2 separate regions of the Homo sapiens genome follow, and region 1 is linked to region 2. Evidence: chromatin loops called from intact Hi-C (ENCODE). Cell type or tissue: CD14-positive monocyte. All regions are shown on one strand. Each heading gives the region's core, and the rest is flanking DNA. Links, peaks and the distances in the headings are about the cores only.

Region 1 (5,377 bases), core at 189-5,188, 360 kb before region 2:
CTTGTGATTCACCTGTCTCGGCCTCCCAAGGTGCTGTGATTACAGGTGTGAGCCATGGTGCCCAGCCCCAAGGTTCCTTTTCACAGTAAAAGTCCATGATTTAAGAAATAATTCTAGGATAAAGAAATGCGTGTAGGCTTGGGGATAGGAGGGGAAAGGCTAGTTAGGATGTGGGGTTCAAGGATTTAAGTAATCCTTAAAGGTCCTAAGCATCCTTCAATATTGAACAAACTTAAATATGGATCTAAAATGCCTTGGAATCTAGGGCTTTGTCAATTGCTTCTTTCACAACTCTAATGAGAAATCTCATTAAAAAGAGAGGTTTCAGTCCATGGTTTTGAGAAACTTAAAAACATTTGTCTGCCTGACTCATTAACTCCACTACCAGAAATAGATTCTAAGAAATAATCAGAAGCTTACACAAAGGTTTGTGTATAAGACAGTGAGTCACCATGATCTTTAGAGTAGTAAAAGGTAGAAACAACTCCCTTTGTTCCATCTCTGCTCACACGACACCTCCTTAGAGAGGGTCTTGACCTGGACAAATAAAGTGGCCCCTGTCTTCTTACCATGCCTTTATTTGTTATGTCATAAGACGATCACCATGTGATGAAGTATATATTTATTTGTTAATGTGTTTGCTTTCTTTCTCACAACTAGGATGTCAGCCCCATGAGAGCAGTAGGGGAAGATCCAAGTTTTGTGTGACCCGAAGCACATATAAATCTGAGGCCTGTTTTAAGAAAAACAATTTTTAAAAAAGAATATAAAATTAGACATGAGAATGAACACTGATTTAGAAAGGGAAGAAAAGGTCTGTCATTCATTAGCCTTGTGGTGATTCTGCCATAGAGGGGCAAAGGCTTGGTCTGTCTTTTTCACAGCTACATCCTGATGACCTGAAACAGTACCTGGCACATAGTAGGTGCTCAAGAAATACTTGTGGAAAGAAAGAGTGCCCAAAAAGAGAGAACTGGTTAAATAAACGAGCAAAAGAGGAGGAGAGAGCCTATATAATTTGACCTCAAACACAATAAGCAACTGAAAGAACTGGATTTGAACACAGATCTGTTCTCTCCTTCTTTTTGAGTTTGTGACTACCCAGCCAAACTCCGTTCCCAGCCTCCCTTGCAGCTAGGTGTGCCCATGTGATGAAATTCTTGCAAGTTAAATGTGACCGGAAATGATGATGCCACTTCTTGGCCTCAGTCTTAAGACCATGGGTATGCTTCCTCTCCATGCTGGATACAATTTGGATGTGGTGATGACTTAGTTGGACAAGATTCTGAGGGGGATGGTAAAGCAATACATTGGAAAGAACCAGTCTTCCTGAAGGTAAAGGACAGAGTTTCCTCCCTGACCTGCATAGTTCACATCAGGATTGTGATGTGACAGAGAAATAATCTTTATTGTTCTCTAAGTCATGGTATTTTGGGCTCTTTGTTACAGCAGCTTAGCCTTGTGCCAATAGTTTTTGTTTGTTTGTTTGTTTTTTGAGACAAGGTCTCACTCTGTCACCCAGGCTGGAGTGCAGTGGTATGATCTTGGCTCACTGCAACCTCCACCTTATGGGTTCAAGCAATTCTTCTGCCTCAGCCTCCAGAGTGGCTGGGATGATAGGGATGTGCCACCATGCCCTGGGTAATTTTTCTATTTTTGGTAGAGACAAGGTTTTGCCGTGTTGGCCAGGCTGGTCTCAAACTCCTGGCCTCAAGTGATCGGCCCTCCTTGGCCTCCCAAAGTGCTGGGATTACAGGTGTGAGCCACCGCCCCCAGTCTACAGTTTCTTTTTCCCAAATTAAAAGTTGTATTTATTTCATATTAGTCTACTTATTTTTATTTATCTATTTTTATAAATTGACAAATGATAATGAATACAGTTTTTCTACTCAGGCCTTTTGCAGTGCATTCTACTGCCTTCTAGCAACACTGCTAGAAATAGGGCGAGTGAGTTATTTACCGTCAGGCCTGAGAGATGCTGTGTGGTTTTCTCCTGGCTGTTCCCAATGCTTCTCTTCCCTGGTAATATGAACAATGGCTGTGAGTCTGGTACTGTGCTAAATGCTTTCCATGAAATAATTTACTCAATCCTTACCTTTTGAGTAGATAGTTGTATTATCTCCACTTTACAATGAACAAACTGAGGCACAGAAAGTGTAAGCAACCCACCTAAGTAAGTGTGAGGGCTGGGATGTGGACACGGGAAGGCTGGTCCCATAACTGACTTTCCCGGTCACCATGCTCTGTTCTTCTTGTCTTGCTTCTTCTGCTCCCTTCCTCTCTTGCAGATCCCTTCAACTCCCCTCCATCATGAATAGGCCAATAGGGGCACCCAATGGCTATAAATAAAAAGAGGTTCCTGCCTCTCTCTGTCAATTGTTCCACATTTATGTCTATTTGGTGTCTTCATGGGATATTAAGGACTCTGGCATTTGATGAATGTCCTTCGGTACCAATCAGTCCAGCATCTCTTTGGGCACACTGGGCACACTGGAGAGAGCCCTGGACTGGGAGCCAGTAGTCTAGTTTCCAGATCTGGCTCTGCCACAGGTGTGCATGTGTCCTTGACCATGGTACTCCCATCTGTCAGTGCAGGGATGGATGATGACCTCTAGGATTCCTCATAGCCCTAAAGTCTGTGATATAATTCTTTCCTTCCTCAGCCTGGTATCTGTCCTTTGGCACTGCTGGCCTGCCTTTCCCCAGGAAGCCCATGGGCAGGAATCAGCTCCCTCTTTAGAGCCTGAGAGGAGCATTATGTGGTCTTGCCGATTTTGACAGGCAAAAGGAGAAGGTGAGGAAAGTCAGGCTCTCTGGTCTCCTAGTTGGTGCTGCCATCCGCAGGCTTAAATGTCTCCCTGAAATGCAGATGGAAATGAAGCAAGGTGAAAGGGTAAGCGTAGGAGCAGAGCAACTTCTAGGCTTAAAGAGGAACTTGAACCCAACTGACTCACGAGGGAAGTGGTTGTTGACCTCGAATCCTAGTTGACTTGCAAGTTGGTAGCTTGTCTTTTGAGAGACTTAGATGAATTTAGTTCCCGTGCCCATGAACTTCTGTCATTCATGGCAAAAAGAGGTAGCCTCCAAAAGAGCGATTGAACAAGAAGAATTTGGGGATGCATGAATGAATAAATGAAGGATATGGCAATTCTTTTTCTGTGAATGCCTTGGGCAATCAGACAGAAAAGATACTTAGCTCTCCAGGATGGCTTAGATGGATCTCCTCAACGCCACTCCCTGTTGAACTGATTGCGCCTGAAACACGCCAGAGTACAGGGGTCTTTGGGAAGCCTTTAATCCTGGCTGTCTGCTAAACTCAAACTTTCCCTCCTTCCTGATTTTACCATAGTCTTCCTTCTATAAATTACTTGCACATGGTAGATACAGTTTCAGTTCTGGGCTAACAAAATGGCAGCCAGAAACCATTCAGTCATAAGATGAGCAGTGACAGAAAAAAACAGGGAAGAGATAAAACCTTAAGCTGTAAGCAGGGTGGGCCTCTGCCAAATAAAGATGTTTATTGCTCTTCTGCTTTCTCAACAAAATTATAAGATTGAACGCCTTGATTTATGTGGCTCAGCAGATGTTCTCAAATCTATTAGCTCCTTGCCTCCTCCGTTGAGTGGGTGGTGCAAAAATAAAATCTGCAAGGAAGAAGCTGGCAGTGACAGGAAAGGAAGTGAGGGGCCTCTGAGAGATTAGGAGCTGAGACATGACCCAGAAATAAAAGAAAAGGAGAATCTGAAGGAACAAGTCTTCACGGTTCCTGTTCAATGAACTTTTCTCTAACAAGAGACAAAATTTGCACAGCCACAAATTATTGCAATTCAGAGAGCCAAGTGTATTGAGTTGAAAACATATTTTATGTAGGGAGGTGTCTTACATTGAGGTTGTCATAACAAAATCTCATAGACTGGGTAGCTCACGGACAACAGAAATTTATTTCTTACACTTCTGGAGGCTGGGGAGTCCAAGATCAAGGCTGGCAGATTTGAGGTCTGGCTTCTTGGTTCATAGATGGCCTCTTCTTTCTGTGTCCTCACGTGATAGAAAGGGTGAGGACCTCTCTGGGATCTCTTTCATAAGAACACTAACCCCATTCATGAGGACTCTACTGTCATGATCTAATCACCACCCAAAAGCCCCACCTCCTAAGACCATCACCTTGGGGGTTAGGATTCCAACACATGAATCTGGGGGGAACACAGGCACTTAAACCGTAGCAAGAGGCATTAACAGTATTGATGGCCCAAATCTCTCACCCAAAGAAAGTTGTCCAATACATTTGAGAAAATTTTAATGACATGGGTCCCTCGATGCCACCACCTTCTCTCATTTTTCTCTTTCCCCTTCCATATTGGCCGCATGTCTATCACCCCTTCAATTCAGGCTGGCCATCCAGAACCTTCCCCACTAGATAATATCTCTACCTCAAATTAAAAACAGTCTCCTTCCTACTTGTTCAGAGCCCTGGTGTCAGGATGGTTGCGGAAGATTGTTAAACTGGCAGCACGACGTGGAGATTTCCTGGGGATTTCAATCACCCAGTTCCCCCTACCCTTCCTGACAGAGGTTAATCACGAGGGGAATGAAAACAACACACAATCTTATGAGCAACGAAGGATAGGTTGGATGGAACCCACAGAGGCCAGCTGAGATTTCAATTTCCTTACTGTAATGAAAACTGCATTTCCATTAACTGCTGCAGTAGAAATTATTTACCAATGGCCACCTGTGATATCATTGTCCCGTAGTTTATGTGGCGTGGACTGACTCTGCAAGGGGTGGCTACTGAAGCCTCTATTCATTATCCCCCTCCTTGAAGCCCGGGGGATGCTGCATGTGAGCAAAGGCAGTGCTTTTGTGTGCATGAAAAAGGAGGAGCCAATTCATAATATCATGGTGATATAAAAAATGATTCTTCTCCCATTTTTCTATGACCTTTCCTTGCTTGATTTGAATTTATGATTTTCTGCATGTGTTTCAGATGCCAGATATCACCAATAAGAATAAATAACAAACTTATTTTCCAACGAGCTATATGCCCCGCCGTGAGTTAAGTGCTTTGTATACATTATTCCACATAGTTAGAATAGCCTGGTGTGCCAGAGATTGTCCTCTAGTATCCATCCTTTTCTTCTTCCTTTGATAATATAATCCCACGTTTTTCAGCTCAGCACATGATTTCCTGCAATCGAACCATGTATCACACCAGCCGCCCTTGCAGCTATGTGTGACCATGTGGTCACTGGGATGTAAGAGTTTCGTGTGCAATTTTCGGGACATATCCTCAGCAGGAGGGAACATGCTGCCCTCCCTCTGCCTTTTAAACGCACACATCCTTTATTTTATTATAAAAATTAAGATTTGATATGGA
Region 2 (5,377 bases), core at 105-5,104:
GTGGAGGCTTGGAGTTTCTTTGAAATCCTTGCCCCACTTACACAGGGCTTCCCAGACATTGGGGTGTTATCATGGTTACATTCTGCAAGCTGCAGCCTCAAACCCTGGAAGAATGTCTGTGACAAAGCTTGCAGATAGTAAATCAGGCCACCAGGAAAGGAGATCCCCTGGATTTCGGTGTCCCAAAGGCACCAAGAAGGATAATGACCACAAGTGATGGAGAAGGGGCCAGCCGGACACGGTGGCTCACGCCTGTAATCCCAGCACTTTGGGAGGCTGAGGTGGGCAGATCACGAGGTCAGGAGATTGAGACCATCCTGGCTAACACGGTGAAACCCCATCTCTACTAAAAATACAAAAAATTAGCCAGGAGTGGTGGCAGGAACCTGTAGTACCAGCTACTTGGGAGGCTGAGGCAGGAGAATGGCATGAATCTGGGAGGCGGAGCTTGCAGTGAGCTGATATTGCACCACTGCACTCCAGCCTGGGCGACAGGCGAGATTCTGTCTCAAAAAAAAAAAAAAAAAGGGCCTCCTCTCTCATTTTTTAAGCACCACATAAGTCCCAAGGAGCGTGTTATTATAACCTTATGAAAGAGAATGGTTTCCCTAAAATGTAATTGTGATAAGATTTTTCAACCCTTAAAAGCAAAGGCTCAGACCCACAGTTAATTGAGAAATGTGACTTTTTTTTTTTTTTTATAGAGACGGGGACTTGTTATGTTGCCCAAGCTGGTCTTGAACTCCTGGCCTCTAGCAATCTTCCCACCTTGGCCTTTCAAAATGTTGGGATTATAGGAGTGAGCCAACACATCTGGCCAGAAATGTGACATTTTTGATCCAATGGTTGGGGTTCAAATTCAAGCTTGTTAAACAAATTAAGAAAATCAAAATCACCTATAACACGTCGTCTTATACCCATAACTTTCCAGAACACAGGTTGGCTCCTACAGATAATTTTACAATAGGCAGAATGCTAGCAACATTTTATGAGCTGTGGTATGCTTTCTCTAGGCTGTCTGTGATAGGTTGCCTTCATGGAGAGTCCAAAATCAAGACTGGGACAAGGGGGCTGTTGCTTAAGGCTTGAGCCAGATGTTGGATCTCCCCAGCAAGAGCATAGGTCATTTCTGGGACCTTCCCTTTCATCCTCACCAGAGTTCAACATCCACTCTGACAGGGAAAATGCAGAGGACCTACCATGAGCACATGAAATTCTGAAGCGTAACCCATCAGGCTTCTCCTCAGCCTGGCCCTCAAGACAACTAGGTCATCACTGATTCCAGATTCTCCTTATTCCAGACTCCACCCCCTGCAGTGTTCTACGTCTTCTGAAAGGGCCGGTGCAGGGCGCCCATGACTTGTCATTTTTCCTAGGTCAGCACATCCTTGTTCTCACCACTGGAAGTCAAGGCTGAAAAATCTGATTTGGTTCACCTGGCTTACTGGCACTATTTACTGGTGTGCACAGCAGATTTGATTTATGATAAGTCTGTTGAAAATGTCACTTTGGGGCTTTGAGGTGTGGTGGGGGTCGGGGGTGGATGCTGCATTTTGTTTTGGAAAAGAGGGCAGGACTTTTGCCTATGCTTTTCAAATAGGAGGAAAAATTAAGTTCACGGTTTGATTCCTAAAGAATCAAAAAGTGGAGCTAGATAAAAATCATACCAATAGGCAATTGGGAGATCCCAAGCCTTTTTCTTTTCCAGGAGAAACTTGAGTTTGAGTTTTCAAAATGAACGAAATATTTCCAAGGAAGTAAAAGTGGGCCTCCTTTGCCGGCCATCCCTCTTCCCCCATACCCTCTTCCTCTTTTCTCCTCCCTTCCTTCCCCTTTTCTTTTTTCATCTGCCCTTCAGTCACCATCTGTACTACTGTAGGAAATGGGAAAAAGACCTACGCTAAATCAGCATCCTACTCTACCTCTTACAAAGTCAGGAAAATATCTTTTTAAAAAAATGTTTGAAATTAATGCGCACCTATCCAGATCTCTGTTTGAACAAGGGCTGTCATTTCTGATAAAGGCACGGTTTTCCGAGATCGTGGAGAGCCCAAGTGTGGAGCTTTAAGAACCCTGACAACCACCAGTCTTGTTTCGGGTCATGAGTGCACCATTGGTTACCCTGATGTTGAGTCAGCATTCTCCAGACCACATAAAGGTCAGGTCTATCTTCACAAAGTGAAAGTGCTGAATTATATCGAAACCATAGAAAAAAAAATAAGCCAACCCTGCCTCGAGTCTCTAAGTCTCTGCTCCGACAGTTTTGTTTTTATCTGGAATTACAGTAAACTCATTTCGGCATGGTTGCGGCATGTGGTATTCTGAGTAACTGACTCTTCTACCTAATTGCAAGTTGCCACATACTCTCTACAGCCCTTCTTCCTTTCCCTGCGCCAGCTCCTCTGTCAGTTTCACCCGCTTGGCTGGGTCCAGACTTGTCTCCTTTTCTAGGTGGGGCAATAGATCAGTGGCCTGGGATACACCATGGTAGGTGGGACTTCAGAATTCAGGCACAGGCCAGGCGCACTGGCTTACACTTATAATTCCAGCACTTTGGGAGGCCAAGGCTGGCAGATCACTTGAGGTCAGGAGTTCAAGACCAGCCTGGCCAACATGGTGATACCTCACCTTACTAAAAATTCAAAAATTAGCTGGGCGTGGTGGCGGGTGCCTGTAATCCCAGCTACTCAAAAGGCTGAGGCAGGAGAATCGCTTGACTCCAGGAGGCGGTGGTTGCAGTAAGCCAAGATCGTGCCACTGCACTCCAGCCTGGGTGACAGGTCAACTCTGTCTCAAAAAAAAAAAAGAAGAGTTTAGGCACAAAGTCAACCAGAGTTGGACTGTGTGCATCCTGGGAGTCCTGGAGCCCCTTGGGGAACTCCTGCCCACCCTGTGTTGGGGGCAAAGAGTCAGGAAGGTTTGTGCTCAGATTCTGCCTCTGCTATGGCCTCTGATTACTCTGTGACCGCTGGCAAATTGTGACCTTACCTGTAAAGTGGGGACACTAATACCCCCTCACAGGACTGTTGAAAGAACTGGAGATGATGCATGTAAAATCATTTGGCACAGAGTAGGTGATCAGTGAATGTTGGTTCTTTTCTTGTGTCCTCATCCCCCACATCACAGCCTGCTCAATAATCCGGAGCCATGTCCCAATCTCTCTTCCTCCTTCTAGGATGGTCTCTCCCCGCCTTGGTGCCTATCTCCTCTGAAGGAGGGTGAGCTTCTCCTCCCACTGGGCTGTACAGCTCACCTGGCTGCACTGGCTGCTGAGCTTGGGGCCACAGATTAGTATCCTGGCTGGTTCCCAATGGCTGAATTACACTCACTAATGCCAATTGGTGCCGATGCTGGTCTTAACTTTGCCTGAGTATGCACTGTCCTTTGACCACTATGCCTCAGGCCACCGGGCCTCCTTCCCCAGCCTGGCCTCTGCAGCCCGAGCAGAGCCTCAGGTCACTCCCCATGCTCAGAGGAGCCCCGCATCTCATCTCCCTCGCTCCCTGCCCACCCACCTCCCTGCTGCAGTTCCTGCCTTTGTGCCAAGACCTGCTCCCGTTATGTCACGTGCCCTCCATGGATGGCTAATTTGCAAAGAATCAAAACTCAGAAAACGCATTTATAACTTAACCATATTGAGTCTAACTGTCTCTTTGATCATTTCAAAGGCAACTCAGGACCTTAAAAAGCCTCAGAATTGGCTTCCTAAGCACCAAGCCTTCTGGAAAATGGAAAATACAGGAGTAGGTTTAGGAGAATAATCTGAATGGTACTGGTCCCAAGACACCCCTGAAAATTAGGTGACTTTAAGCAAATTGCTTAATGTCTCTAAGCCTCAGTTTTCTTATCTGAAAGGAAGACAATTATACTTGACTCATGAGGTCTAAGGATCATGTAAATAAAAGGACTTGGTTAATTTTAAAATTCCTGATCTCAGCTTGATGTTTCTATTTTCATAAAAGCAGGGATTTGGGCTTCTTTAGCTGTTTAGACCTTGAGGGGGGAAAAAGGGTTACCTAATTATAATTTCACTATAATATTCCGTTCACGGTCCGGCTCTCTGAACAGACTATTAGCTCCTTGAGGCCAGGTATTGTGCTGGCTACTCTATAACCAGTTAGCACCAGCTGAATGTCCAGCTCAAAGCAGGCACTCAATGAACATTCACTGGATACGTGACTTCACCATGTACGTCACTGTCCTGGCCAAGCCTGGTGATCATGTCTCTATCATATTCTATCTGCAGGAAGAATCCTGTCAGCCTGGCAGAAGGTACATCAAGTGAGGAGAATTACTCCCCTCCCCTACTTCCTACTGCCAATCCCACCAAGACATGGTGAGGACATCCCAGCAAATGCACAGGAGGTCAATAAAATACAAGGAGCTCCCTGATGCCTTCTGGTGCTACTGCCCACAGGGCACTGTGAACTGGGCCAGCTGGGCTTAGGCCATGCAGAATGGCCAGCTGAGGGCAGAGACAGCCTTTCTCCCACCAGTCAGGCAGCTTCTACCACTTGACCTTCCCTATTCCTCCAGGAGGCTTTCTAAAAGACAACTGGTGAAAACGAGGCCTTCATTCACTCCTTCCTTGCTTCATTCATTCTACAAACATGAATTGGACACCTATTATGTCCCAGTGACTGTGTTAGATGTTGAAGAGGCAGAGTCCAGGCCCGCAAAGAACCCTGGGACTCCTGAGGGAAACAAACAAGGAAATAGACAATGACAATACAGTGTAATGAGAGCCAGGGCAGAAGCAAGCACGTGATGTGGGAGCACACAGGTGTCTCCATGCTTGATCTTGCAGAACGTGGGGTGGAGGGTGCCGCTCCAGAGAGCTCTGGGTAGGGTGGAATTTAACCTCTTGAAGGATGAGAGGGATTAGGTAGGGAAATCAAGGAAGTGTGGAAAGTGAAGGGAGAGTGTTCAGTAGGACACACAGACAAAGATAACAGCATGTACAAGAAAGAATGGGTTCAGGAGGCCGGGCACAGTGGCTCACACCTGTAATCCCAGCACTTTGGGAGGCCGAGGTGGGCAGATCACGAGGTCAGGAGATCGAGACCATCCTGGCTAACACGGTGAAACCGCATCTCTTCTAAAAAAAATACAAAAAAATTAGCCAGGCATGGTGGTGGGCACCTGTAGTCCCAGCTACTTGGGAGGCTGAGGCAGGAGAATGGCGTGAGCCCGGGAGGCGGAGCTTGCAGTGAGCCAAGATCATGCCACTGCACTGCAGCGTGGGTGACAGAACGAGACTGTGTCTCAAAAATAATAATAATAATAATAATAATGGCTTCAGGAATTGGCAAATGGGGACTTGGTGAGGATAAATCCAGAGGATGAGATCAGGATGTGGGTTTCCACATGCCCAGGA

Evidence for each region. A loop is a pair of places that touch in the nucleus more often than their neighbours do. Peaks named below come from ENCODE experiments on the same cell type or tissue, not always from the same donor. Only the 100,000 strongest peaks of a DNase experiment are listed, where the experiment ranks them.
Region 1: a loop joins it to region 2, with 4 times the contacts of the local background. A loop is called at or near these places in 1 of 110 quality-filtered maps.

The regions. Positions count from the first base shown.
Region 1 is chr4:38,163,389-38,168,765 of GRCh38, forward strand. No RefSeq gene overlaps it. Among named protein-coding and RNA genes, the nearest start is that of LINC02513, 200 kb to the right of the region's middle. In CD14-positive monocyte, for the core only: a CTCF peak has its summit at 2,867 (motif pointing left); a DNase peak (open chromatin) is centred at 2,943; H3K4me3 peaks cover 1,214 bases; H3K27ac peaks cover 1,839 bases.
Region 2 is chr4:38,521,904-38,527,280 of GRCh38, forward strand. It overlaps LINC01258 (long intergenic non-protein coding RNA 1258), which reads right to left and starts at 1,277. Exons shown (of 8, transcript NR_110951.1): 1 at 1,200-1,277. RefSeq lists an enhancer at 2,451-2,500. In CD14-positive monocyte, for the core only: no CTCF peak of the experiment used is centred there; DNase peaks (open chromatin) are centred at 1,318, 1,818 and 2,238; H3K4me3 peaks cover 2,304 bases; H3K27ac peaks cover 2,965 bases.